3 separate regions of the Homo sapiens genome follow, and all the other regions are linked to region 2. A link is a loop called in an ENCODE intact Hi-C map of the cell type or tissue named here. Cell type or tissue: endothelial cell of umbilical vein. All regions are shown on one strand. Region 1 overlaps LOC105377871 (a long non-coding RNA gene). Region 2 overlaps LINC02542 (long intergenic non-protein coding RNA 2542). Region 3 overlaps LINC02542 (long intergenic non-protein coding RNA 2542).

Region 1 (8,000 bases), 520 kb after region 2:
TGATCCCTTTACCATTATGTAATGGCCTTCTTAGTCTCTTTTGATCTTTGTTGGTTTAAAGTCTGTTTTATCAGAGACTAGGATTGCAACCCCTGCCTTTTTTTGTTTTCCATTTGCTTGGTAGATCTTCCTCCATCCCTTTATTTTGAGCCTATGTGTGTCACTGCACGTGAGGTGGGTTTCCTGAATACAGCACACTGATGGGTCTTGACTCTTTATCCAATTTGCCAGTCTGTGTGTTTTGATTGGAGCCTTTAGTCCATTTACATTTAAAGTTAATATTGTTATGTGTGAATTTGATCCTGTCATTATGATGTTAGCTGGTTATTTTGCTCATTAGTTGATGCAGTTTCTTCGTAATCTCGATGGTCTTTACATTTTGGCATGATTTTGCAGCAGCTGGTACTGGTTGTGCCTTTCCATGTTTAGTGCTTCCTTCAGGAGGTCTTTTAGGACAGGCCTGGTGGTGACAAAATCTCTCAGCATTTGCTTGTCTGTAAAGTATTTTATTTCTCCTTCACTTATGAAGCTTAGTTTGGCTGGATATGAAATTCTGGGTTGAAAATTCTTTACTTCAAGAATGTTGAATATTGGCCCCCACTCTCTTCTTGCCTGTAGAGTTTCTGCCGAGGGATCCGCTGTTAGTCTGATGGGCTTCCCTTTGTGGGTAACCCGACCTTTCTCTCTGGCTGCCCTTAACATTTTTTCCTTCATTTCAGCTTTGGTGAATCTGACAATTATGTGGCTTGGAGTTGCTCTTCTCGAGGAGTATCTTTGTGGCATTCTCTGTATTTCCTGAATCTGAATGTTGGCCTGCCTTGCTAGATTGGGAAAGTTCTCCTGGATAATATCGTACAGAGTGTTTTGCAACTTGGTTCCATTCTCCCCATCACTTTCAGGTACACCAATCAGAGGCAGATTTGGTCTTTTCACATAGTGCCATATTTCTTGGAGGCTTTGTTCGTTTCTTTTTATTCTTTTTTCTCTAAACTTCCCTTCTCGCTTCATTTCATTCATTTCATCTTCCATCACTTTTACCCTTTCTTCCAGTTGATCGCATCGGCTCCTGAGGCTTCTGCATTCTTCACGTGGTTCTCAAGCCTTGGCTTTCAGCTCCATCAGCTCCTTTAAGCACTTCTCTGTATTCGTTATTCTAGTTATACATTCGTCTAAATTTTTTTCAGTTTTCAACTTCTTTGCCTTTGGTTTGAATTTCCTCCTGTAGCTCGGAGTAGTTAGATCATCTGAAGCCTTCTTCTCTCAACTCGTCAAAGTCATTCTCTGTCCAGCTTTGTTCCATTGCTGGTGAGGAACTGCTTTCCTTTGGAGGTGGAGAGGCACTCTGCTTTTTAGAGTTGCCAGTTTTTCTGCTCTGATTTTTCCCCATCTTTGTGGTTTTATCTACTTTTGGTCTTTGATGATGGTGATGTACAGATGGGTTTTTGGTGTGGATGTCCTTTCTGTTTGTTAGTTTTTCTTCTAACAGACAGGACCCTTAGCTGCAGGTCTGTTGGAATTTGCTAGAGGTCCACTCCAGACCCTGTTTGTCTGTGTATCAGCAGCAGTGTCTGCAGAACCGCAGATTTATTTTTCAGTCTTTCACACAATTTTAACTTATCCTTGACATTTTAATATATATTTTTGGGATTTTTCAAGTTGTGATTGAAAACAGTCTAAATAGAGCTATAGAATCTGTGATTTAAACATATTTCCTAAAATAAACTTAAATAACCCAACTTGAAATTTTATATATATGATATATATTATATGTAACATATATGATATATATTATATGTAACATATATGATATATATTATATGTAACATATATGATATATAGTATATGTAACATATATGATATATATTATATGTAACATATATGATATATATTATATGTAACATATATGATATATATTATATGTAACATATATGATATATATTACATGTAACACATGATATGTTATATTATATGTAACATATATGATATGTTATATTATATGTAACATATATGATATATATTATATGTAACATATATGATATATATTATATGTAACATATATGATATATATTATATGTAACATATATGATATGTTATATTATATGTAACATATATGATATGTTATATTATATGTAACATATATGATATGTTATATTATATGTAACATATATGATATGTTATATTATATGTAACATATATGTTATGTTATATATATTTATATAGCATATATGATATATTATATATCATATATATTATATATCATATATATTATATATATTATATATCATATATTATATATTATATATCATATATTATATATCATATATTATATATTATATATCATATATATTATATATGATATATCATATATAGAACATATATAATAAATTATAATATGTTATATATATAACATATATAATATATAGAACATACATAATATATAGAACATATATAATATAACATATATAATATAACATATATAATATAACATATATAATATATATATTAAATATAATATATGTTATATATAATATATGTTATGTTATATATAACATATATATATTATATATGTTTTATATATATATGTTCAAATAGCAAAAAATAATCTGAGATGAGGAAGTTTGCTTATTCTTTTTTAAAATGTACATTGATGTGATAATAAAAGTATTTTTAAAGTATATGGATGGTATGAAAAATCATGATAGAGTGACCACCAATACCCACATTAATAAAGAGACTATTACCACTAAATTAAAACTTGATGTGTTTCCTTCTACAGTTACGTCTTGTTGTTTGTTTTTTTTTCCTAAGAAGTAGTTGCCATCTGGATTTTGTATTTTTCATTCCTTGTCTCCATGTAGTTTTACTAAATTATTTGTGAAGGTGAACAATATCTTATGCTATGTGTCTTGCTTATCTTTAGTCAATATTATGCCTGTGTTATTATGTGTATAAACATTCATTTATTACTATTTATTTCTGTTTAATACACTTTATGATTTAGAGCAGTTTTAGATTTATGGCAAAGTTGAGGAAGGTACAGATATTTTTCATATACTGCTTTCCACTACACATGCATATCCTCCTTGCTTATCACTCTTTGCCACAGTGGTACATTTTAATTGTTTTATAGTATTTCAGTATATGACTATATGACAATTATTTATATATCATACTGATAATGATTATTAGCATTTGCAGTTTTGGTTTGTTCTGTTTATTCTCCAGTTACAGCATTGCTATAAATATTTTTGTACAACTATCTTACTATACATGCTTGTCTTCTAGGGGTTTTGGTTTTAGATGACAAGTGTGTCTTTGCCTAGCTCACTGGGTGCCCAAGACTGACTAATCTTAGCATGATGTCTCTCACTTTTTATCTAATTATAAAGAAATGTTGAAATTTCTCTTTACCATTTTTAAAAGTCCCACACCTTCTATGCAATCCACTATAGTACTTCTTGGGTAGGCAGGAGGTTTCCAGTACTATGGGGGCTGGAGATGGAGGAAGTGAATGACAACTTTACACCATCATGTAACTTAACATCTTATTAGGAATTCCTATCTCTCACTAAAAGACAGACCTGAAATTATAGAAAAAAATAGTAAAACTGAAAAAAGCTAACGGCCTAAACTCCTAATTATTAGGTAAGTTATTTAATAAAATAATTAAAACCTGTGGGCTCAAAATGACTACAGATAAAACTTCTGAAAATTCTATGTCCATGTAGACAACAAGGTGATGTAAAATAAAATGTCATTTTTATAGTCTTCTTTTCCCTGTATTTTAACTTTAAAAGTAAATATCACTGATTAACCTGTAACTTTTGCATTTAATCCACAAAATTTTTACTGAACGAAAAAGTAATTTACAAGAACATTGAATAAAAAAGTCATATTGATAATAATGTTTGCAAATCCATTTTTTTCTTTAATTGATCTTCTAAATGCTAAGAGAGATTTTCATCAAGATTGCTTGATTATCCATTTTTCCCTCATAATTAAAAATTTAAAAATTGGGAGTCTTCTTTTCTTGGTTTGATTGTAAATTTAATTTGAGGTCTGATAATACTGCCATAGTTCCAATGCCAAGCAAATTTTTCAAATGTTTCACTGCATTTCAGCATATATTTGCTATATGATTGCCAGATTCAGCAGCACAACACAAAACAAAAACAAAAACAAAACAAGATGCCCATATTAAATTTGAATATCAGATAAGCAATAAATAATGTTTAAATGAAAGTATGTCCAAAATTATTTGTTCTTTATCTGAAAATCAAATTTAACTGGAAATCTTGAATTTTATTGGTAAATCCTCTAGTGAAATGAAGTTGAATGGAGGGGAAAAAAAAGTGTAGCTTTGGGAAGGAAATAGTGGCCACCAGAGGGCAAGCTAAAAAGATGATTGTCTGTGGGTGGAAAATTGAAGGTTGTAGGGCATCTGGGTTAGATTTGACAGAACAGGGGAAAATACCTGACAGGATTAAAATGCTTATGCTGTCAACTTGATACTTTTTCTTGGAAATTTGGGACAATGTATGTCACAAACATATACCCCTCTAACTGTAGTCTTAGACTTTCTGGTCAGCATAGCATAGTCCCAGTCTGTCTGAAAAATTCAGATAGAATAGAAAGTCATATACTTATTGAGTTTGGACCAAATGGATTTTACAGTTCTAGAACTCTAAAATAAGAGAGAATCACCATTATAAATAGATAAGAAGAGGACCATGTATTTTGCCTATGTTTATAGGCAGGAGTTACTACTTTTTTCAAAATTATGTTTTACCCTTCCTTCTATTCCCCTTCTTTCTCTTTGGGCTATAACTGGTGCCTGAAATCCTATTAACTTGGCTTAAATTTTTGATCATTATTAAAATGTCAGTACCTTAAGGTGCTCGAATTTGTTCAAGGCAATGGTGAGCCAAGTTGGTGGGTTATTACAGTGAAATTCAACCCTCGCTACAGGTTTGAATTCTCTGGCCACTATTTATAAAAATGACTATGTCCTGAATCCATGTTCAGAGACTTAATTCAGTTTTTCTAAATAGTGCCAAACATCAAATATTTTTTTAAAGTTCAGCAGGTAATTTTTATACGTAGTCAGGATTGAGTATTAGTTTGTCACAGCATTGGATGGAGTACTTGTGGGCATCAGAGTAAAAGCATCAGACTAAAATTCTTTGGTGGTGTCAAAAGACTGAGTATGATTGAGCTAAGCAGTTCTCCAGACAAATACACACAAAAAAACAAGTTTGGTTGAAGTTTTTGGTATCCCAACAGGGAGATCCCTAGTGTTTTCTGCTCTAGAAAGGATTTATCTTAATTAAAGTTGTTCTTTGCCTTGGATAGATCTTTACCACACCTGGTAGCACACTCTTGAGAGGATAAATCCTTCGTTCCATTCCAAATGTCTTTAGAAAGATCCGTTTTCTAATGAGCCAGCTGACAACTCATCCATTCACATATTTTTGCGTACAACTTTCACATGGATTTAAGACTCAAAGTGGACGTTGTCAGTTTATTCTCTATAAGTTTAATTTCCTAGGGAACATGTGTTCTATTTTATTGAATGAATCCTTAGTGGATAAGGAGAAGGATTTTGAGGCGATTTTAACACGGATTAGTGGAGGGGAGGAGTGAAGGCTTTTACTTAAAAATTACAAGTAATTTGTCATGGTGTTAGGGAATTTGACTTGTTAGACCCTATCTCATGGAGAATCACATCATTTTATTATGTTTTTAAAAATACTAAACCAACCTGCATCTCTAGGATAAGTACAGCTTCATCATTATACATGATTTTATATATACATATGTGTGTGATATGTATTTTATATATACATATGTATACATATATATATATATATAGAGAGAGAGACAGAGCTATGTTGCTTTTTGGACAAATTAAAGAAGGTACTACTCTGCATATACATAAGGAGCAATGAGGACATGAAATTCATCATAAGATGTGGGAAATACACATATAAATCTTTATTAAAATTTTTTTTGATAAACTAAGGAATTTCAAGTTTAAACTAATGGGGATTAAATCTTGTAGTGTGCCCTGACACAAATATTAGAAAGGCATATGTGATCAGATACAACACATTATTTTGCTTAGTAAATTTTATCTTATTATAAAGGCAAAAGTATTAAATATATAAAATAAAAAATACAAAAATCTATAAAGAAATTAAATTTGCTCAAAATCACAAAATCTGTCATAATCACAGTAAACATTCTGCATCACATTTAGTCTATTTTTATCCATCTTAATGTAATTGGGGTATTCCTGTATAGTTTGTGTATAATTTCATAACATAGTTTTTCTTTGTATATTTTAGTGATTTTTCCATGAAATTTAAAACTCTGAAAATATACTGTTATATCAAATATTATCCCTTCAAATTAGCTCTGTTGTTAGGCATTTAGAATATTTCTAGGTTTTCACTATTATAAATGACTGTGTGTTGAATACCTCTATATCAGTATTACCTTTTATATAACTTTTGAAAGAAACCTGACCACATTTTAATCATGAGACCATATTTATGTATTTGCTACTGAAAGTATGGTCTGTAGAAAATAGCTACAGCATTCCTTGGAAGCCAGTAAGGAATATGGACTCTATGATTTCTTTCACCAGTGTTTTATAGTTTTACTTGCAGAGATTTTTCACCTCCTTGGCTAAATATATTCCTAAGTATTTTATTTTATTTTTTTGTAGCTTTTGTAAAAGGGATTGAATTCTTAATTTGATTCTCAGCTCGGTCATTGTTGGTATATAACAGTGCTACTAATTTGTGTACACTATTTTGTATGCTGAAACTTTACTGAATTCATTTATCAGATCTGGGAGCTTCCTGGATGAGTCTTTAGGGTTTTCTAGGTATATGATCATATTGGCTAGAAGCAACAGTTTAACTTTCTCCTTTCTGATTTGCATGCCCTGTATTTTTTGCTTCTCTCTGATTGCTCTGGCTAGGACTTCTAGTACTGTGTTGAATAGAAGTGGTGAAAGTGGACATCCTTGGCTTGTTCCAATTATCAGGGGGAATGCTTTCACCTTTTTCCAGTTCAGTTTGATGTTGGCTCTGGGTTTGTCTTAGATGGCTTTTATTACTTTGAGGTATGTCCCTTCTATGCCAATTTTTCTGAGGGTTATCGTAAATGGGTGCTGGATTTTATGAAATGCTTTTTCTGCATCTGTTGAGATGATCATGCAATTTTTGTTTTTAATTCTGTTTATATGATGTATCACATTTATTAATTTGTGTATGTTAAACCATCCCTATATTCCTGGTATGAAACTCACTTGATAATGATGTATTATCTTTTGGATATGCTGTTGGATTTGGTTAGCTAGTACTTTGTTGAGGATTTTTGTATCTATGGTCATCAGGGATATTGGTCTGTAGTTTTCTTTTTTTGTTATGTCCTTTCCTGGTTTTGGTATTAGGGTGATACTGGCTTCATAGAATGATTTAGAGAGGATTTCCTTTCTCTATCTTTTGGAATAATTTCAGTAGGAAGTATACCAATTCTTCTTTAAATGTCTGATAGAATTCAGCTGTGAATCCATCTGGTCCTGGACTTTTTTTGTTGGCAATTTTTTTATTATTATTTCAATCTTGCTACTTGTTATTAGCCAGTAAAGAGTTTCCAATTTTTCCTGATTTAATCTATAAGGTTATATATTACCAAAAATTTATCCAACTCCTCTAGATTTTCTAGTTTGTGTGTATAAAGATGTTCATAGTAGCCTTGAATGATCTTTTGTATTTCTGTGGTATTGGTTATAATATCTCTTGTTTCATTTTTAATTGAGTTTATTTGGATCTTCTCTCTTCTTTTCTTGGTTAATCTCACTAATGGTCTATCAATCTTCTTTATCTTTTCAAACAACGCACTTTTTGTTTCATTTATCTTTTTTTTTGTTTGTTTCCATTTCATTTAGTTCTGCTCTGATCTTTGTTATTTCTTCTTTTCTGCTGGGT
Region 2 (8,000 bases):
GATTTCTAGCACCTTTCATTCTATGGACCATGCTGAGCTTCTAGCCCATTCGAAGCAACATCTTTTTATTTACAAAAGAATAAAGAGGAGAAAAGTGAGGAGTTCAGGCAGTAAGAGATTTCTTCAGAAGTGCTGTCAAGTTGAAAGCTAGACAATTTTTTCTTCAAATATTTTGAAAGCTTAGTACTTTTTTTAGGTTTATTCAAAAAGCTGAGTATTGTGAGAAGGACTCTCATAATAAACCTAAAAATACTATATTTAATGCCTCATCCAAAATCTCATAGATTCAGAACTGCTGTTTGTTTTCCTCTTCTACGATCAGACTTTTGGAGCCATAGCTGCATGGGTCATCCTGAGCCATGGCTTCCCACCCATTTCCTTCAGGTGAAATAAGAAATCTTGGTGACGTACTGCACATGCACCCTAAAACTTAAAGTATATTAAAAAAAAAGAAATCTTAGTGAAGTAAAAAAAGATTGAACTCACTCAGAAACAAATGAAACTTGATACATGGGCCAAAAAGAATCTAAATGCCAAGGAGATTATGTAGCAGATGTCCTAAGGCAATTTGAGAAATTAATGCTGAATCCCTTGAAAGGCACAAAGGGTAGAATTTCTCAAAAAGTAGAATATTAGCATCTAGAATACAAGCTAGATAACTTATAGGATGGAGGACATAGATAGAACCTTTGAGTTTTTCTTCCCCTTTTCCCAAAATGTGTCTGAACATTGAACCAGAGTCAGAGGCTTTCTCATGTTGTAACTGTAGGAAGCCAGACTACATGAACAGGTCCTGCTGCTATCACCTGGTCTCTTGCAAATTTCTATTTCCTTGCTCCTCAAATAATTCTGAGAATTAGCCCTTCTCAGTTTAATAATGTTCAACTCAGGGCCCTGAATATTATAGATTTATATGCTGAGATTTTTGATCTACTAAATTTATTTCAACTGAAGATCAAATGCTTTTGGCTGGTGTTACAATTGAGTTTTTTTTTTTTCTGGGAATAAAAAGTTAATGTCACCTCTCAATTCAGCTTCATTCTTCAACTCACCTCTCTTGGCTAATGAACACAGCCCAGGCATTTCAGCCACCAAATTTCACCTTGCTGAGTTTAGCAGATATGCAAATGCAAAATGCAAAATATCAATAGCACAGCTGGTGCTTGGGTTTGCGATTGTAGTGAAAAGAGAAGAAATGGGAACCATACAACATCTAATGTCAGAAGTGGGGTCCAATAACTTTTCTAGTTTTTCTCTTTTGATATAGCATTTATGTACAATGAAATGCACAAATCTTAAGTAGACATTCATTAGTTTTGATCAATGTATATATTTGTGTAACCCAAACTTTTTTTTTTTACCACCACTCCAAAATGTCCTGGAATGCCCCTTCCCAAATAATCCCCTACCCACCCCTCAGAGGTAACTACTTTTCTGATTTTTTTCACCTTAGAATAGTTTGCCTGTTATAGAACTTCATATAATTGGAATAATTCAGTATGTACTCTTTTGTGTAAGGCTTCTGTATTAGTTTTCTAGGGCTGCCATAACAAAATGCCATAGATTGAGTGATTTAAACAACAGAAATTTATTTTCTGATTTTTCTGAAGGCTGGAAGTTTGAGATCAAAGTGTCAGCAGGTTTGGTGTCTTCTGAGGCCTCTCTTCTTGGTTTGCAGATGGCAGCCTTCTCACTGTGACCTCAGAGATGGTCACCCCTCTGTTTATATTTTGTCCATGTCCTAATCTCTTCTTCTAATGTCACCAGCATATTGGATTAGGGCCTATCCATGAGACCTTATTTTTCCTAATAACCTCTAAAGGCCCCGCCACCAAACATGGACATATTCTGAAGTGCTGGGGGTTAGGACTTCAACATATGAACTTTTGGCAACACAATTTAGCACATAACAGCTATTTCAATTATCAAACTGTTTTTGAGATTTATCTGTGTTGATTTTATGAGTAGTTTTTTCTTTTTATTGCTGAGTAGTTTATTGTATGAATGTGTCACAGTTTACTTGTTATTTTAACAGACACCTGGGCTATTTCCAGTTTTTGGTTATTGTGAATGAAGTGACTTAAACATTATGCTTCAAATCTTTTTGCCAATGTATATTTTCATTTATTTTTGCTTAATACGTAAAAGTGGAATTACTGGCTATATGAGCAGATGTTCATTTAACTTCATTAAAAACTTCTCCCAAATTTTCCAGTGTGGTGGAAAATTTCTCACTATCGGTTTATGAGAATTGCAGTTTCTCCAAATCCTTAGCAACATTTAGCTCTATAGGTATTTTAAAATTTTATTCATTTTGGTGGATGTATACTAGTATCTCAATGTGGGTTTAATTTGCATTTTCCCCCAGTGACTAATGATGTATTAGGTTGGTGCAAAAGTAATTGAGGTTTTTGCCATTAAAAGTACTTTTGCATCAAACTAATAGAAACAAAATTACTTTTTTGTTTCTATTATTTGTTCCATTACCAACAAAATTACTTTTGCACCAATCTAATAGAATACTTTTGCATGTACTCATTGGCCATTTGTGTGTCAGACTTTTAATTCACATTAAGTAGAGGGCAGCTGGGGGCACAGGCAACATTCATGTGAAGCAAATGTTCTCAGCATGTTTATCACCTAAGTCCTCTAAAGATCCAGTTCTCATATTTCACCTGATGTTTGTGACCTCTCTGAGCATTTCATGTGTGACTTGAAGAAATTCAGGCATAAATTATCTAAGAGCATGACATTGACCTTAAAAAAAGAAAGAACGGAGTGTGTGTATGACACCACATTTTCATATTTATTGGTGTTCCTTCAAATTACAAATATGCGAGAAGAAAGAAAGTACTGTAATTAAAATTGGCCTAGATAATAACTGGACAGGCAGTTGGAAAACTGTGATGTTTGGATCTCTATCTCACCCCACTCACAATATAAATTCCAGATGGGTAAATAATCTATTTTAATTATTTTTAATCAAATACACATTCATTTTTATGAACTCAAATATTTCTTAAAAGTTTGTAATGGAAATATTAGTCTTTTACTCCACCTCTTTTCTAGCCTCCAAGTCCTGTTATCCACAGGCATTTCAACTATGCTTGTTTTTTTTTTCTACATAATATGGCTATATAGCTGTTTTGGCTTATCAATTTTAGACATTATCTGTTGACTTCCCTCCATAGTAAATGAAGACTTATCCTTCTGAAACACCTCTCACTCCTCTTAGCCCTATCTCCCCCCTCAACATAATAATAGAATTTTGGTTAGATCACATCCGTGTTTAAATATTATAACATGAAAATATTGTTTACTGCTTTCCCAAAAGGCATTCTATAAGAACATAACATTTCATTTTTAATCTCTCATTAAGTGATTTTCTTTTGCTCAATTACATCCTTAAATTTCAATTAAGCTTTCTGAAAGTATCTGAAAGTATGATTTGCTAGAACAAGGAATATAATGGATAAACGCCAAAGAATAAAATAAGACAAGGATGAGTGGAGAATCAAGCCATACTGGTACATGGGCTCAGCAGACAAACAGACTTGAGATGGAATTTCAGCGTTGCCACTTGCTAGCCATGTGACCTTAGGAAAATTATTGAACTTTCTAACTTGTCTCAGTTTCTTAATCTGAAACATGAGAATGATAGAAAATATAATTTATGGAATACCTACCATGAACCAGGCATAACATATATGTGCAAAGAGAGAGAGAGAGAGAGAGGAGGTGCACCAGGCCGAAGGTGTACTGATTTTATTTGTAAGCTATACAGCATCACTATAATGGCATTTCATTCATTAGAGGTGAGTCACTAAGGCTGGATCATGTTCAGGGGGAAGGAAACTAGATTTCACTTCTTGAGGGGGAATGGCATGCTTCTGGAACAGCATATGGAACTAAAAATATTGTTGTGGCCATTTTTGGAGACTGTTCTGTTTCTGTTTCTGTGTGTTTCATAGTGGAAGGGAAGAGGTGAGGGCAGAGATTGATGAAAGAGAAGTCTAAAGAGGTAAGCAGTCATCAGGTTATGTATAGTCACTTAGATCATTCTAACAGAGTTAGACTGTATCAAGAAGGCAGTGTAACATTTGGAAGGGGAATGACATAATTAAATGAAATGTTTATCAAAATTATGTGGATTGTGGCATGAAAGAGGCAAAAGTGAAAGCAAGAATTTCAACTGGAGGCTGTTGTAGTAATCCAGTCAAGAGGTGATGCTGCCATAAACTGTTGAATTTGGAGAAGGGTGGAAGACAGTTTTGAGATATTTTGGAGGTAGAATACTTAGTACTTAGAGAGTGACTGGGGCCAGAGTGATAGAAAGCTTTCTGTCTTAGGCAACCATAACAAAGTATGTTGGGGAGGGTGATATGACACCATTTACTAAGATGAGGGACACAGGAGGAGGAGCAGGTATGAGAGAGGGTGAAGAATAAAACATAATTTAGTTTTGTTTATGTGAAGTGGGGGCAACTGTGCTATGTCCTATTGAGATACCTTGTTTGTTATTAGCAAAAGCTGTGGAGCCCAGCAACAAAATAAAGTTTGTTAGTCATCAGTCTATAAGCTTTAATTTAAGGAATAGAAGTGGTTGAGGTCACTCAGCATTTGTGAAAAGTGAAAAGGGAGTTCTAGAAAAGACCCCTGTGAAACATTACAACTTAAGAAAAATGATAGCTACCTAAACCAAAAACCAAACATCTTCCCAAAACTATACAGATAAGGAGAGCAAGTAAAACTCTATGGACCCATGCCCACCACATAACTAGGAGATAAAAGATACCAAAAATTTCATTTACATGAAAGAGGGGAAATAAACTAACCAGCAAAGACAACTCTGGAGCACACATCAAAATGGAAATCAAGTGGAGACTTCATGGTAAAAGGAAGGCGGGGTGTTTAGCGGTGATAAAACAATGAATTAAAAAAATCATCTCGTATGTCAGAATGCTGGCTGCAGGAATTCAAAAGGAAGTGGCTCAAAATGCAGGGGATCTAAGATGGAAATCTTGGAAGAGTCCCATCTGTGGGGAATTGAAAGGACTTGGTGGTGAAGGAAATAAGAGAAAAAAATCATTGGAAAATAGGATCCAAATAAACAAAAGAAGATTACTTAATAAAAAGTCAAACTGACCAGGCGTGGTGGCTCATACCTGTAATCCCAGCAGTTTGGGAGGCTGAGGCAGGCGGATCACCTGAGGTTGGGAGTTTGAGACCAGCTTGGCCAATATGGAGAAACCCCATCTATACTAAAAATACAAAAATTAGCCAGGCGTGGTGGCACATGCCTGTAATCCCAGCTACTCAGGAGGCTGAGACAGGAGAATCGCTTGAACCCAGGAGGTGGAGGTTGCAGTGAGCCAAGATTGTGCCATTGCACTCCAACCTAGGCAACAAGAGCAAAACTCCATCTCAAAAAAATAAATAAATAAAATAAAATAAAATAAAGTCAAACCAATTCTTCTCTTAAAAAATGGTGCCATTTAATAAAATTACATTTTATTATATCAACAGAAGAGGGTGCTCTTGAACTAAAAAACTAGTAAGCCACCAAATGTCTCACATTTGTCAACACAGAATTATTCCTTATTGTTAATCCAGAAAATACAAGATATTTACTGTAAACAACAACCATAAAGGTTACTATATAAAGAAGATGGAAAATAAGAATCAAAATGTTCCTACTGATGAAAATTCTAAGAAAAATCCGTGAAGAGTAATAAAACTGAATTAAATAATATTATTTTCATATGTTAAGAAGCCCATCCCAATAGAAACTCAAATATTCAGAAGAAAGGGGCGAAAGGATATGAGAATTAAGCTAAATCCAGAAAGAAATAGGAAAAAAAAGGATAAAATCATTTTAGGAATGAAAACTAAGCTACAGGGTAACCAAGAGAGAAAGGAATCAATGACAAATATCACAAGGGAAATTGAGGAAGAGAATTAAAATAGCCAAGAGAGTGAAAATAACAAGAAAAAGAAACAATCAGCAAGTGATAGTTATAGAAGATAGGCAAAGAAGATCTCACATACATACAATTGGAGTCTTTAAATCAGAAAAAAACAAAGCAGTGGAATAACAGAAATGTTATTTAAAATTATTGTTTTATTATAAATTTAAAAACCTGAATCCACCTATGTGGGACTAAAAGTGACTTAGAATGATCAACTCAGAAATATGTGCTAATGAACTTTTAGACTTTAATGATTAAAAAATAATCTCAGGTGTTCCAGACAAAAAGACAATATAATTTACAAGAGAAAGAAATAAAGTTTAAATCAGAGTTCTTGACAGCAAGATACAAAGCAAAACAACTTTGAAACAAGAGTTTTTAAAAGCAAGAACAGGAAGTGTGAGTGAAAGCTTTTATATCTAGACAAGTTAGTGTTAAACCACCAATGCTATATAAAAACAGTTTTGAAGATAAAGTGTGAGAACTGAAGGAGTGGTATATTCACAAATAGAACAAGAAGTTAAGCTTTATCCAACCAACAGAAGACTAGAAAAACTCTGGCAAATGAACTGATAGTATACATGGAATATATTTCAGTGTAGTCCTAACATTAAAACAAATAGTGGAGAAAGAGTGTATAAGCATTATACAATCTGACAAAGTAGAAATAAGACAACTCCCCAGAAACACAGAGAAAAGTGAGGAGAAGGTGGAAAGAATAAACTTATTGCTTTATAGGTAATATGTGCAGTCCAAGTATATCAATTAGAGTTGACAAACCAAATAGTAGAAGCCTCAGAAAGGCAAAAGTGGACTGAAGACATTACAAACAATATTAGAAAGAGGTAACCACTGGAAGAAGATCAAAACCTTCCTAAATACCAAGAGAAAGAAACAGTAAATATTACTGATATGCCAGTAAATATAACATAAAATTGACTTGAGCCAAGATATATTGTCAGTAGAAAGAGCAAAGTATAAGAAGTGTATATGGTATGGTAGCATTGTGAAGAAATATAAGTGAAAAAGAGTATGTAGTTTTTGCAAAAAAAGAAATTCAAGAAGAATGTCCCAGAATTGAATAAAAATGATTATATATTAGGGTTGGGTGCAAGTGGGACAGGATTGATAGGTTGAGAGTATAACTTTTTTGAGCTTACCTTTATATATATTTGTATCATGTAAAAGTTTGTAAATATGAAAAAATGAAATTTTAAAAATGAAGAAAAACTAATACAAGTAGAAATAAATGAATCTTTTTGTCAAAGTGATAATACAACTATATATATGAGAATAATGGATTCAAGTAACTTGGATCACAGTACTCTGATTGTACACTTTAAATTAAATATATTCTAAAGACAAAAAGAGTTGCAAAGAAATGTTAATCTTCACATGGTAGGTTTGTTTTTGGTGATGAGACTGTAATAATATAAAACAATGTTTTGGTCAGACATTGTGCATATGGGACAGTCATCTCATAAGATTATAATGGAGCTGAAAAATGTCTATTGCCTGGTGATGTCATAGCTATTGTAACGTCATAGTACAATGCATTACTCATGTTTGTGGTGATGCTGGTGTAAACAAATCTACTGTGCTCTCATTCATATGAAAGTATAGCACGTAGGATTATGTACAATACGTAATACTTGGTAATCATAATAAACAATTATGTTATTTGTTTATGTATTCACCACACTTTCATTTTTTATCATCATTTTAGAGGATGCTCCTTCTACTTATAAGAAAAAAGTTAACAGTAAAACAGCTTCAAACAAGTCCAATAGGAGGTATTCCAGAAGAAAGCATTATTATCATAGATAACAACCCCATGCATGTTATTACTTCTGAAGACTTTCTAGCCAAACAAGATGTAGAGGTGGAAGACAGTGATATTGATGATCCTGATACTGTGAAGGCTTAGGCTAATGTGTGTGTTTTTGTCTTAGGTTTTAACAAAAAGGTTTAAAAAGCAAAATAAAAAAGTTAATAAAGTTATAGAATAGGGATATAAAAAGGAAATATTTT
Region 3 (8,000 bases), 59 kb before region 2:
ATAAGGGGTTTCCTTTTTCGATTGGCTCTCTGATTCTCTCTCGCCTGCCGCCATGTAAGATATGCCTTTTGCCTTCCACCATGATTGTGAGGCCTCCCCAGCCACGTGGCACTGTAAGTCCATTAAACTCTTTTTCTTTATAAATCACCCAGTCCCAGGTTGTCTTTACCAGCAGTGTGAGAACAGACTAATACACTGGGGTAGGGCTTCAAGTTTCACTCTTGGTGAAAAAGGTGAACATAACCAAGGAGAGAGCAAAACAATTCTTGAGCAGAAGCAAGCTTCATTTTAGCACTGACATGAAGAGATTCACTCAAGGACCCCTATACAGTGAATGATGATTCATGTCATTAATGATGTCCTCAACAAGTTTTACAGTAAACAAGAAAATATTTTTTATGGTTTTTCAAAGCAATATTTGGTAAAAGCTAGCACATTAATGTTAGCACTTGGTGAAGTCAATTCTGAAAGGAGCTAGACTTCACCAAGTGCTTCATTATACAATCTTTTAGAGGCATTGCTGGACTCAAAGACAGCATTCATAGACTCTCAAATTACTTTAACTTTTAAAAAACATTTTGGAAATAATGCATGTATACATATGCACAGATAAATTACAAGATATTGAAATGTATAAAATTAGAAGTAAAGATCTCTTCCTTACTACTTCCTGTTAAGTTAGTCCTACTCCCCAGAAGTAGTCCCATTGTCTTTTACTTTTTCTGGAATTGACATTATAATTTTAAGTTCCCAATTTATCAACTTTAGACCACATGCATTAACCCAGTGATTTATAAGATGAGGGATTAAAATAAATTTAAACAATTCTATTTTTCTTTCTTGATTTCCTAAATGTGTTGGTTATATTATTATTTTCAGTTTTTTTCTGGTAGTTGAAGGACTGTGTTTTGATTTATAGATTCACAGCATCTATTAACTCCCACAGAAATGAAAGTTTTAGTGTACTTACACTTCTCACTTCCCTTGACCTGATTTTATTTATTGTAGTGTTTTCACATTGCCAATATTTATATTACTGTTATATTCTTTCCTTCCTTCCTTCTTTCCTCTCTGTTTCTTCCCTTCTTTTCCCCCCCTCAACCACTCTTCTATATAGTTCCTACAGCATCTTTCTTAAGCACTTTTTGGACATAGGTTAGATCACCTGGACTGTTTTCTATGTTTTTAAACTTATCTTCATATTTCCCATTTCTTTAAATTTTTTCTGTTTTGGGAGACTGCCTTTATTTCTCTTTCTGCTCACTGACTTCAGATTTATAGATTTTATTATGCAGCTTTTTCACTGCCCTTATGCAAATATATTTTTATTTTTATTTTTGAGACAGAGTCTTGCTTTGTTGCCCAGGCTGGAGTGCAGCAGTGCAAACTCAGCTCACTGCAACCTCCACCTCTCAGATTCAAGCAATTCTCCTGCCTCAGGCTCCCAAGTAGCTAGGATTACAGGTGAGCACCACCATGCCTGGCTAATTTTTGTATTTATTTATTTATTTTTCAGTAGAGATGGGATTTTACCATGTTGGCCAGGCTGGTCTTGAACTCCTGACCTCAGGTGACCCACATGCCTTGGCCAACCAAAGTGCTGGGATTACAGGCGTGAGCCACCATGCCTGGCCTCAAATATATTTTTAATTAGATAAATACCTTGTTTTCTGATTGCCCTCTTTTTCATACCAGTTATAAAAATGATATTCCTCAAATGTCTCTGAAGATACCAATTGAGATTTAAAAAAAAAAATACCTCTTCTGTCCTGTTGTTTACTCCATAGCTAGTTATTTTATCTTAGACACTCTCTTTCATGATGCTAATTTTTCTTACTTTTTCTGGTAATCCTTTGTGGTCCACTTATTTTTGGTGTAGGTAGCTGGTAGGCATTTCCTCTGAAATTCAGTTAATGAAGGCTTTTAACAGTACAATTATTATTGATTTTGTCTGGTTATAAATAAATGCAGACCTATTGCATAACATATACAAAATGCAGAAAAAATAAAAAGTTTAACGTGCATCACCTAGAGATAACCACTGTTAACACTTTTGGGTATTTTCTGGCACACACACACATGCAAGCAAACACATACATACACAGGGCCCATCTCTCACTATTTCAAGATAAGTAGCATATACTGGAAAATAGAAAGTCTCTGCTGACATGAAGATTATGGTTTGGTAATAGAAAAGATAGAACTAAAATAGTCACATAGATTAGGCATCATTACAAATTGCTGTAAGTGCCATGAAGAAAAAGACATCGTCCCATGATTTCATATACAAGTAAGAAAAGAACATAGAGCTGAACTGGGGAGACAGGAGCCTTCTCCAGGGAACTGAGATTATGTCCTGAATAAGTCTTAACTAGATGAAGAGAGGGAGATCACTTTAGACAAAAGAAACATATAAAAAGGCCCTGTAGCAGGAAAAAGAAAAAAAAAACTTCAAAGGAAGAGAAAGAAGCTAGAGTGCTACAGTGTGAGAATGAAGGAAAGAAGCAGGTAGAGGAGGCTGGAAAGGTAGTTAGAAATGAGTCTGTGTAGGGTTGGCAGATTGTGTTTAGGATTTTTGTCTTTATCTTAAAAGCAATGGCAGGACTTTAAGCATACGGATTGGTAAACTTAGATTTGAGTTTTGAAAAGGTCACTCTGACTGCAATGACGATAGCCATCAGAGGAGCAGAGTGAGTGTTAGGACACAAGCTAGGAAATTATTACAGTCACCCAGATGAGAAGTGATTGCTTAAATGGTGTAGTGACATGGGAAGTGGGGAGAAGTAGTTAGAGGGAAATGCCCACAAGTTGCTGAGATTTCCAACTACAGCAACTAGATGGATGGAGTTGCTACATACCACCATGGAATGCTATCAGGAGACCAACTTTGTGAGAGTTTTGAGTTCTGTCTTGAACATGGATGGATTTCAAGAATTTTTGAGACAGTCAGGTAAAGATGTCAAGCTGACAGTTGATTATTTATGTTTAAATATTAAAAATGGATCTGAGCTAAATGGCTGATTTACATTGGAAAACCATAGGCCTAGAGGTGAACTAAAGCTATGGCATGGGGGAGATCTTAACGTATGGAGCATTCTCTGAAAAGATGGCACTGGTTTATAATGCATCAATAGCATAAGTGTACCTGTTTTTCCACACTCGTAACAATAGAGTTGGTCCTTGAACAATGCAGAGATTAGGGGTGCTGACCCACATGCGGTTGAAAATCCACCTGTAACTTTTGACTCCCCCAAAATTTTACTAATAGACTACTGTTGACCGGAAGCCTTACTGATAACATAATCAATTAACACAAATTTTGTATATTATATGTACTATATACTATATTCTTACAGTAAGGTAAGCCAGAGTAAAGAAAATGTTATTAAGAAAATCATAAGTAGAAATTTAGTAACAATTCATTAAGAAGTAGATCATCATAAAGGCCTTCATCCTCATCATCTTCATGGTGAGTAGGCTGAGGAAGAGGAGGGGTTGGTCCTGCCATTTTAGGGGTGGCAGAGGCAGAAGAAAATTCACATATAAGTGCAACTGCACAGTTTAAACCCATGTTGTTCAAGGGTCAAGTGTACTTTGTATTGTTAAATTTTTGAATCTTTTCCAAATTGACAGATTAGAAAATGGTAGATCCCTGTTACTTTGGCCTGAATTTCTAAGGGAAATTGAGCATCTCTTTTTGTGTTTATTGGCCATTAATGTTTTTTTTTTTTCTGTGACTCTCCATGTAATAAGAAATTACATTTTTCTACAGAGAAAGGCCATAGATTCATCAATTCGCAAACTGACCCTCAGATGGTTCAGAACCACTGATTTGGAGTTGCTCTAAACAAAGGAAGTTTAATCTTCCACATTTCAGCCCTTCAAACATTTACTGGCTGCCATCATGGCATCCTTCAGCCGCCTGTTCCACAGGTACTGGGATGAAGGGTATTGCAGATTAAGAAAGGGAGGAAATTTCCACAGGAAATTTTTCCATTTCCTCCCTGTCTTAGTTCACTAAACCTTGAGATGTCTGTCTTCTCAAGTTGAGCCTCTAAGTGTGGCTGTGATTTCACTGCCTTGACTTTGGGATCACTAGTGCAGACTGGGACAGATCTATCATATTCCACATTCCCCCTTTCTCCTTTTTTATGTATACAGTCTTCCTGCTTCTAACACTTTTCTTCTCACAAAACAAGGAAGAGCTTGTTTACTCTGTGACAGACACTCATTCCCTTCAGTCTGTTAATTTCTAGATATTGGGTTTGCCGAATATTTCTTTCTAATCACGGAAAACAGCAGCAGCATATGTGTCAGGTGGGGAGTGGGGAAATGAGGTGCCCATTCCTACAATCAGCAGCATTCAGGGCTGGCTCTTTTTGCTGTCAATGAGCTGTGCTTTAGGCCATGAAAAGGTTTCCTGAGGCTGTCACTAGGGGGAGTGTGAGACAAATTTTTCACTTAGAAAATGCCAGAAAGAGGGTTGGAATGGTGGGGCATAGAAAACACTGAAAACTTAGGAATTTCTATGCTGGGGCATAGAAAGCACTGGAAACTTAGACAGTGGGGCTGTGTCCTGCCAAGGGCTATGCTTCCAGCAGGTCCAGACCCACACTCAGTCCTGTATACTGTATAGTCTTGTATACTGTATAGTCCTGCATACTGAGTGGGGGTCTGGTCGTGCTGGAAGCACTGCCCTTGGTGGAGGATTCACCAGCAGCCAGAGACTCAAGACTGGGCAGTCCGAAGAGGCCAAGGAGGAACAGGGAGGACTGACATTCTCTGCCCCTCTAGGGACAGTGAGGGCTGTAGGGCTTGTAGAATTATTGCATACACTATCCAGGTAAGTGTATGCCACTTGGATCTTGCTTTGATTCAGGCATGCAGTGTCTGCTATAGCATATCTTTTTGGATGTGCCATATGGTAACAAATGAAGGAAGTTACCCCAAAGCATGAGCTCAGGCAGCATGATATGAAAGGGTAAAAAAACATTTCGTGAGTCCTGCTTGGTACAAACCATGATTCTAAAGCCAATTGAGGGCAGATAAAAAGGAAAGAAAAAAGGAAAGCTATAATCCTTGGACTTGCGCTTGTTTGGAAGTTCGTAGTATTTCCATTTCCTCCCTTTCTTTATTTCAATATTGCCTTCTTTATCCTATATCGTTCACGTTTGTTTCTCTCTATGTCTGTATTTATAAATAATTTTGTGTCTGTTTCTCAGTCAAAAAGAGACTTTTCTCAGTCTGACATTGTTCCTTCAGCTCACCCTAAGCCCTGCCCTATTGCTGTCCCTTTCCACAACCAGACTTCCTGAAAGTGGTCTCATGGCCATCACTTCCTAATCAGTCCAGTCCTCAACCCACTCTGCCTTGGCTTTGCTTACATCACTCCTAGAAACACTTTGGGCAAAGATCGTAAAAGATGGCATCCACCAGAAAGGATCCCTGCACCCCTATCTCCTAGCCACTCAGTTTCTCTCCACACAGACAATGATGGTGAGGATTTCGTGTGTGTGTGTTATCCCATAAATGTTATATACATATCCAATAAAATATATTAATATGTCTTCCCCTTTTACATAAAGATACCATGCTGTACACATTGTTTTGTACTTTAAAAATATGTGTTGTATCTTGGTGACCTTTCCATTTATGGAAGTTCTTTTTTGTTTTTTAAGTGCAAGTGTATCATATTGTGCTGACAATGTAGCCAACCTGCTTTTAGTGGGTATTTAATGTTTCCGGTAGTTTGCTACTAGAAACAATGCTGAAATGAATAAAGTTGTACATATGTCAGTCTACGTGAGTGTGAACATAACTGCAAGACAGAGCTCGAGAACTGGGACTGCTAGGTGAAAGGTATGTGTGTTTTTAATTTTAATATATATTACCAAATTGATATTACTCCTGCCAGAAATGTGTGAAAATGCCTGTTTCTTCACCCCTCTCAAACTTTTTTCTTTTTGCCAATCTGATAGGTGAAAAACAGTATCTCTAAGTTTAACCGAGCATCTTATGTGCTTAGACTAAAAGCCATTTAATGTTGATTATTTTGAAAATACGAATCAGATCATATAAGAATTTCTTGATAGTTCTGATAGGTCTTTACCCTTGGACCCAGCTCAAATTCCCAAGGTGGTCTTTCCTCTACCCTCCAGCCTCCTTTGTCACCCCACCTCTTTCCCACGCTCAGCATTCCAGGCTCACTGGGCTTCTTTCCGTTCCTGGAACAATGTGCTCTCTTTTGCCTCTGTCTGCAATACCCTTCAACTCAGGCTTCATGTAGTTAACAACTGTTGTCCCTAAAGACTCAGCAACGAGAAGCCCTCCATGCTGTCCGCCTCCATATGCCTGGGCTTAGCTCCATTAGGTTCTTGCGATTTTTTCCATCTCTAGCACAGTTCCTGGAAGGATGTTGGCCCTTAATACATATTTATTGGATGTATGAAAGACTGTCACTACAACTAAATTTCCTTTGTAATTAAAAAAAATTCTGATTTCCAAGCAGAATTTCAGTTGCCAAGTGAAAATTTCCAGATAAATTTATCCTTTTGCTATTGCTATCCACAGATTTCCTTTTCTGTTTTTTCTTTTTCCCCTTAATTAAAAAAAAAAATCCTAGAAATAAAAGCCTCTCAAAGTCCATGCAATTCAAATTCATTTTTCTCTGAGTTGTGATGATTTAAGGGCAGCATGCTTTTTGCTGTGGCTTCTATTAAAGAAAAGATCAAATGTTTTGAGATACTATGTAGTTCTAACTTTCTTTTACTGGGAATGGAAAATACTTGACTTGTCCGTTTGTAGGAGCCGTTAAGGCTGATTGGCTTGAATTGGCCACTGGGGCTCAAACCTGATTCCCTTCAGTATGCATGTATCTCATGGCTCCAGTTTGACTCCAAGGGAAACTGATTTTCACATCATGCTTTAGAGAATGTCTGTTCTGGTACATACAGAGAAAGCTACACTACTGGGAGTCAGCAGGTCTTGTTACCGATCTTGATGCCATTGGTTGACAACTAGCCATAGGACTGGAAAGTTCTCTCACCAGCAAAGCAAGGGGTTTAGATTGGTTACTTACTAAGCTCCCTGGTTCTGATGTTCTCTAATTTTAAATATCTTTCTGTTAAACTTTACTAAAATATTTAACATCTACTATGGGAAAAAACCTATTTTCTAAGAATTCAGTTTTACTAAGTGTGATTATTCATTCATTCATTTTCCAAATGGTTCCACATCTAGTCTCAGACAAAATGATGACAGATTAAACAATAAAACCAAATTTACTAGCTAATGGCAGCCATTTTTTTTTTTCATGTAGGAACTCTATTCCCGTGAGAATCCCATTCCTGTTTCCAGGACACACTGCGAGGTGTCCTCTGTGAGTTCATGATCTGTGTGGATCATTTCTAGTTCCCTGTGCCAGTCTAGGAATGCAATGAGCCTGAGATGCTCCAGCATTTCTGTCCTTGTCTTTACCATGCTGAGAATCCTTTTCCACAATTTTTTTTTAATCTCCCCCTGAGCTGAAGCCTGAGGAGTAAGGATGCTGTTGCAGCTGAGAGCTGAGCGGGCACAGTGGCCATCATCTCTCCTAGGCTCCAGAATTCAGCTCCCTGCTGATCTTTGCAATCACCTATGTCCTTACTCCTGAGGCTGAGGAGTAAAGGATACTCTAAGATAAAGTGATGTGCTCTATGAAAATGCACCAGAATTAAGGCAGATTAGGCCTGATTTCTCACCCAACTTAGTTTATTCATCTACTATTCATTTCATGCACCAGAAGTAAGGCATAAATTCCAATTGTGGACATGGTTTGAGTATTTTTTTCAAGGAGACTTTTAACCCTTAGTTAGGTTAACGATTGTAGAATAGATATGAAGGAGTTTGGGCTAGGAGTAGGGTGAGGTTCACTTAGGTTCACCTGCCAGCTGTGTCAAATTTCAGTTTTGGCTAGCCAGAACCCTAAGTATAAATTCATTCTACAAATGTGTTAAACGTAT

The links. Peaks named below come from ENCODE experiments on the same cell type or tissue, not always from the same donor. Only the 100,000 strongest peaks of a DNase experiment are listed, where the experiment ranks them.
Region 1: a loop joins it to region 2, with 5 times the contacts of the local background. A loop is called at or near these places in 3 of 110 quality-filtered maps.
Region 3: a loop joins it to region 2, with 4 times the contacts of the local background. A loop is called at or near these places in 2 of 110 quality-filtered maps.

What each region holds. Positions count from the first base shown.
Region 1 is chr6:81,462,434-81,470,433 of GRCh38, reverse strand. All of the region lies in intron 4 of LOC105377871 (a long non-coding RNA gene), which reads left to right. Among named protein-coding and RNA genes, the nearest start is that of TENT5A, 290 kb to the left of the region's middle. In endothelial cell of umbilical vein, a CTCF peak has its summit at 4,372 (motif pointing right); no DNase peak of the experiment used is centred here.
Region 2 is chr6:81,977,932-81,985,931 of GRCh38, reverse strand. The region is part of intron 3 of LINC02542 (long intergenic non-protein coding RNA 2542); the gene reads left to right. Among named protein-coding and RNA genes, the nearest start is that of LINC02542, 120 kb to the left of the region's middle. In endothelial cell of umbilical vein, no CTCF peak of the experiment used is centred here; a DNase peak (open chromatin) is centred at 3,881; H3K27ac peaks cover 513 bases.
Region 3 is chr6:82,037,184-82,045,183 of GRCh38, reverse strand. The region is part of intron 3 of LINC02542 (long intergenic non-protein coding RNA 2542); the gene reads left to right. The region is part of intron 2 of LOC107986617 (a long non-coding RNA gene); the gene reads right to left. Among named protein-coding and RNA genes, the nearest start is that of LINC02542, 61 kb to the left of the region's middle. In endothelial cell of umbilical vein, a CTCF peak has its summit at 4,434; a DNase peak (open chromatin) is centred at 4,433.